Linked DNA regions of Mus musculus: region 2 is linked to region 1. Evidence: chromatin contacts called from ENCODE Hi-C or POLR2A ChIA-PET data. All regions are on one chromosome and are shown on one strand. Each heading gives the region's core, a stretch centred on a gene start or an enhancer-like site at or near the end of the contact. The rest is flanking DNA. Distances are from core to core; before and after follow the strand shown. Region 1 overlaps Mvb12b (multivesicular body subunit 12B). Region 2 holds the start of Mvb12b (multivesicular body subunit 12B).

Region 1 (2,700 bases), core at 188-2,687:
TGTGTCAAGTACTGTGCCTGACACAAAGAGGCTCAGTGGATGCTCACTAAAGGAATGGGTGAGCAAGGCGACCACCCAGCCAGAGCTGTAAGAAGCCATGCCTCGTGCAACTTCCCTAAGCAGCATTGCTCCCAGGACTGAAGCCAGCAAGCTAAGCAGGAGGCTCACCCTCCATCCCTTCCCAGCTCACCACTCTCCAAGGCACATGCTGCCTTCTACTGAGGCCACTGCCCTGGGCACTGACCCCAAGGCTGCTGCCGAGCGCCTCTAGTGCTGAAGGAGGCTGACTTGTCCTGGTAGCCCAGGCTTGGAGTCAGCTGGTGCCCAGGTAACACCAGTTCCTTCAGTTGTACCCAGTGTCTGCCCTGTCACAAGATGGGACTGCCAAGAAGAGACTCATCAGATATCTGTGACACTGCCTTACAAGGGGGAAAAGTACATGAAACATAAAACAGGCAACTCAAGAAAGAAATTGTGTCATCAAACTACTGAGATACAGCAGCAGAGGGAAAACCAAACCAAACCAAACCAAACCAGCTCAGCCTGGAAGAGCAAGGTTCAGTTATCTAAACTGGGAAGTCTGGAAAGACATCTTTCCTCATAAGCCTTTGTCAGGCTTTCATAATTTGCTTTGTTTTGTATTTTTAGGTTTTTGCTTTAAGACAGGGCCTCACTTTGTGGCCCAGGCTGACTTTAAACTCATATGTATGTATGTATGTATGTATGTATGTAGCTAACTAACTTATTTACATCTCAAATGCTGCCCCCCATCCTGGTCTCTCCTTTCAGAGTTCCTCCTCCCATCCTGACTTTAAATTCTTGATGATCCTCCTGCCTCAGCTTCCTGAGTGCTAGTGTGAGCCAGCAGCTTTTACTCTTTAAGATAGGGTCTCTCTATAGCCCTAGTTGGCCTGAAACTCACTATGTAGGCCACAGTGGCCTCAGATTCACAGAGATCTGCCTGCTTCTGCCTCCTGAGCACTGGGATTGAAAGGCATGCGCCACCACCAAACTCTGCATGCATATGTTGGTTTGTTAAAAGGCACATTCTAATTGGAAGAAGCAGAGAGTTGTGATACAAGAGTCACTGGCCCTTCTAGCGGCCCATGATCTCATGCCTTGCTAGATGGTATCAACACATTTCCCAACTGATGATTATGTCTGGTGGCACATGCTACTGATTCCAGCCTTCTCCACTGCCAGCATCCACCTTTGGGTGCCCAGTGTTGGAGCTGCAGAACCCAGGGAGCCCTGAGAGGGAGTAGGTAACAGGGACAGCAGTGTTATTTGGACCTCATAGGCCCAGCCTCCCATTTCCTCCTTTGGCTGTCACAGAAAATAAGTGATTATCAGAGAGCTCCCAGCAGCCCTTTGAGCAGTGTCCCAGCTGCCTGCAGCTAGCTGATATGCCTAGATAAGAAGGACCAAAGCCAAGTGGGATGCTCTCCCCTGGCTAGGGCTAGGCATAGGGCAGCAGCCTGCTGACAGTCCACTGTTTGTCAGGCACTGGTCTAAGCAAGTCACCTACCGCTTTTCACTGAAGGGTCCTGACAGTCAAATGACATGGGGAGCCCCCCCACCCCACCAAACCCACACCAGCTTAGATAACTGAACCTGAAGACAGCAGCAAACTTACTCCAGTCATTCAGTATGCTCAAAAACCCAGACCCCCTAGGCCCACTGCTGGGAAAATGCCTTCAGGACTTTTGACACACCTCAGGCAGGCTTATCTGGAACACAGAAGGGCCCAAGCAGACAGGGAGAGGCACATTAAAGACTGCCCAGCTATCACTGTGCTGAGGGAAAGCTGGGAGGGCCGGCTAAGTGTTGAAGGCTATAGATACAGGGACACTTGAGGCACATTTTGAGGCATGGCAGTGCTTGGGCTTTGCTTTGATGGCAGAGGTGTGAAACTGTACTATGGTTCAGTGTCTCCTCCAAAGCCCAGACTGGAGTGTGGCTGCCACTGAGCTGTGAGGCTGAAGAGGTGGGGCCTAAGAGGGTGCCTAGGCCAAACGGGTGCAGCCCTTGGAGAGGGACTCATGATGTTACTCTGGGTAGGTTGTTGTGGCAGGGGTGTTCATCTCATACATTTCCTCTGCACTTCCACACTCTGTGACATCTGCTACACTAATCCAACACAAGGAAGCCGTCATGGGAAATAGCTCCTCTATCTTGGGCTTCCCAGACTCAAGACCCCAGAGTCAAATGACTTCCATCGTTCATAAACGTCCAGTTTGTGGACGCTATAGCACAATACAGACTACAGCAGCTGAAAACAGACCGAGACATAGCAACACAAATCTTCATGCCAAACCATTTCCTTATTTTGTAAGACCTGAATCATCGGGGTGCTGAATGGCTTAAAAGATCTCTACGTCCAGGTGTGACCCAGGGTGTCCTCAGGCTTTTCAGAAGCCCAGAGAGGTGAATGCCAGGGAGATAATGGAAAGATCAAGCTCACTGAAACGATTCTGAACTCTGCCCTAGGGAGAGAAAGCACATTCGTCCATCCGAGGCCTGGATGTCCTTTTCCCTCACTCAGTTGCTTCTCACCACACATTTCTTCTCCCTAACTCCTCAGTGTAAGTCATCCATGGCCCCACAGTGCACACGGCAAAGCTCTGAGGAGATGAAGCTGCTGTCTGAGTTACAGATGAGGAAACCCAAGCACACATGCAGAACGGTCACAGGATGACA
Region 2 (2,700 bases), core at 101-2,600, 45 kb after region 1:
CAATGTGGCTGAAATCCAGGCGCTCTGGGTCTCCCGTGGGGGCAGGGAGTAGGGGCTATGGCCATTTGCCTTGGGCCTGCCTTGTCTTGCTGAACAGGTCGTTGGGGTCAGGGGACAGAAGAAACAGGCTGATAATTTAGGGACAGCTGTGTGCTAAAGACAAAGAAAACAAAGATGCTCCTGGCTCTACCTTATTCACTGTGTCTGTCTCTGAGGATGTGGTCCCTGGTGCGGTGCTAATCAGTCCCTTGGGCTTCACTTGCCCTGGCTGGAGTCATTGCAAGGGGAGGCTAATCAACATGCCCACCACGCTTCCTGGATGGCTGGTCACCTTGCAGACAGGTGCCCTACAGTTCGGGTGCCCCCAGGTAATGATGTCTGAGGGTCAGGTGCGCGCTCATCCGCACCCACGTGACAGCTGAGAGCCGGACCCCAGGCCAGGCGAGTCAAGGGAACTGTCCCCAGCGTGTGCCCCGGTGGAGATCGTCGCCCCTCACCTGGCTCCACCCTCGGAGCGCTGCTGCGACTCGAGTCCCCAGCTCGCTCCCGCCGCAAGGCCGAGCCGGAGCCCCCCGAGAGCCTGCGGCACCGCGCCGGGCGGAGGCCGCCCTCACGGGGCCTGTCCCCACGCGGGGCTGGGCGAGCCGCCCGCAGGCCTGGGCCCGGCCGGCTCCTCCCGTGCCCGCCCGTCCCCGCCCGTCTTCCCGCGCGGGCCTCACTTAACTGTTCCCCGCTGGGGCGGCGGCGGCTGCGGCGGCGGCGGGTCCCGGCTCCGTCTGACGCAGAAGCAGCTTCTCATCGCCCGGGCGGCGCGGGAGGAGCCGGGCCCGGGGCCCAGGCGGCTGCAGCCGGCGCCGCAGCTCGAGCGCAGCCTCCCCGGGAGCGGCGGCGGCGAGGGGCGGGGCGCGGCCTGGCGGCGGCAGCGACGGCGGCGGCGGCAGCAGCGGCTCGGGCCGGGGCCGGGGCGGGAGGGGCGTGCAGCCTGCGGCGGAGCCCGGGAGCGCACCGCCCTGTGGCCCCCGGTGCCCTCGGTCCCCGCCCCCAGTCGGCCTCCGCTCGGCTCTGCTAGGCCTCGCCGTCCCCCTCGTCCACCGCTCAGCCCAGCTGTAGGTCCCTGCAAGACGCTCTGACACCCAGGCCTGCAGGCCCGGAGTGGCCCTTTGCAGAGACGCCTTCCCACCTGTCCCTTGTAGGCTTGACTGCACCCCGGGGCGATCCCCTCTGCTCTGCCCACAATCCGGCTAACCTAATGCGGTGCAGCCGGGCCTCAGACTGACCCCACTCTCAGAGCAGGTCTCAGCTTGCCCCTCTTGCTGGGCAAATGATTTACCCACAGAGGCCTGGGGGCAAGCCTTGAGGAGGGATCTAGTGTAGCATGCCTGCCCTTGCAGTGCCTGGGGAAAGGTACAGAAGTCAGGAAGAAATGGAGCAGGACCCTCAGGCTGTAAGAAAAGGAGGCATCAGCAGCCTTTGATCCCTGAACCACCTGCCCCTACACAGCCAGGCCTGCAGGCCCTGGAGGGGACATGTGCTAAACGGGATATTTAAAACAGAGGATCACACGGTAGCCGGCTTGGATTTGCTCAGGCATCGGGACTCATAGTCACACATCCTGTGCTTTTCCAAAATAGTCAGCTCCTGAAGCAAATGGTGCCAAGCAGGCTGTCAAGGAAAAGATCCCGTGGGGACAATTCTCAAATGTGTGCATACAATCCAGGTACTTGTGTCACTCAGAAACACCACTGATCCAAATGGGTTTATAACAAGTCCAAACGCACCATAAGGAAACAGACAATCTGTGTTCTTAACTGGTACAGAGCCCAGCACAGTGGTGCTCCATTTAATTCCAGCCCTTGGGATGCAGAGGCAGGCAGATCTCTGTGAGTTCAACACCAACCTGGTCTACATAGTGAGTTGCCCGAAAGCCACAGAGGATTTGAAAAGAGACCTTGTCTCCAACAAAAACTTGCTACAGGCAAAAGAAAAAAAAAACATATTTCCAGGTTTATCATAACCCTGATATCAAGATCTAACAGAGATAACACCACCAAGAACTCAAGTGCAGAGTTCCAATCCCTAGAGACCTGAATATATGTGATTTTATGAAGAATGCTTGCTGTCTAACAAAGTAAGTGTTGTGTGACACCCATCTGTCCACCTTTGGGAGACTCTATGGACACTTCTGGGAAGTCCCATAGTAAGACAAGACAAACAAAAGCCTGGTTCATTTGTTTAGGCAGCCATTTCCCAGAATCATCTGGGCCAAGAAAACCGCTCTCCCCAAAGCCTACCCGTTAACTACCCATGATGAGAATCAACACCATATCTGACTGTACTGGTTGGTTTGTGTGTCAACTCGACACGGCTGGAGTTATCACAGAGAAAGGAGCTTCAGTTGGGGAAATGCCTCCATGAGATCCAGCTGTGGGGCATTTTCTCAATTAGTGATTAAGGGGGAAGGGCCCATTGTGGGTGGTGCCATCTCTGGGCTGGTAGTTCTGGGTTCTACAAGAAAGCAAGCTGAGCAAGCCAGGAGAAGCAAGCCAGCAAGGAACATCCCTCCATGGCCTCTGCATCTGCTTCCTGACCTGTTTGAGTTCCAGTCCTGGCTTCCTTTGGTGATGAACAGCAATGCGGAAGTGTAAGCCAAATAAACCCTTTCCTCCCCAATTTGCTTCTTGGTCGTGATGTTTTGTGCAG

What was found. Hi-C counts contacts between places; a loop is a spot of excess contacts on that map. ChIA-PET counts read pairs that join two places held with the same protein, here RNA polymerase II (POLR2A).
Region 2: a loop to region 1 is called in a map of heart, with 1.9 times the contacts of the local background. The contact joins the promoter of Mvb12b here to the enhancer-like site in region 1. A Hi-C loop is called at or near these places in 2 of 37 maps with a recorded cell type or tissue (CH12.LX and heart). POLR2A ChIA-PET finds 5 or more read pairs at or near these places in 3 of 5 experiments (Patski and embryonic stem cell).

Annotation. Positions count from the first base shown.
Region 1 is chr2:33,841,979-33,844,678 of GRCm38, forward strand. All of the region lies in intron 2 of Mvb12b (multivesicular body subunit 12B), which reads right to left. Among named protein-coding and RNA genes, the nearest start is that of Nron, 38 kb to the left of the region's middle. Within about 2 kb of position 1,438, at least 1 of the 3 ENCODE cell types and tissues checked has a DNase peak (open chromatin) inside an H3K27ac peak, as active enhancers do; it is heart, where a contact is called at or near this core.
Region 2 is chr2:33,886,596-33,889,295 of GRCm38, forward strand. It overlaps Mvb12b (multivesicular body subunit 12B), which reads right to left and starts at 1,351. Exons shown (of 10, transcript NM_175184.4): 1 at 725-1,351. The coding sequence starts at 799.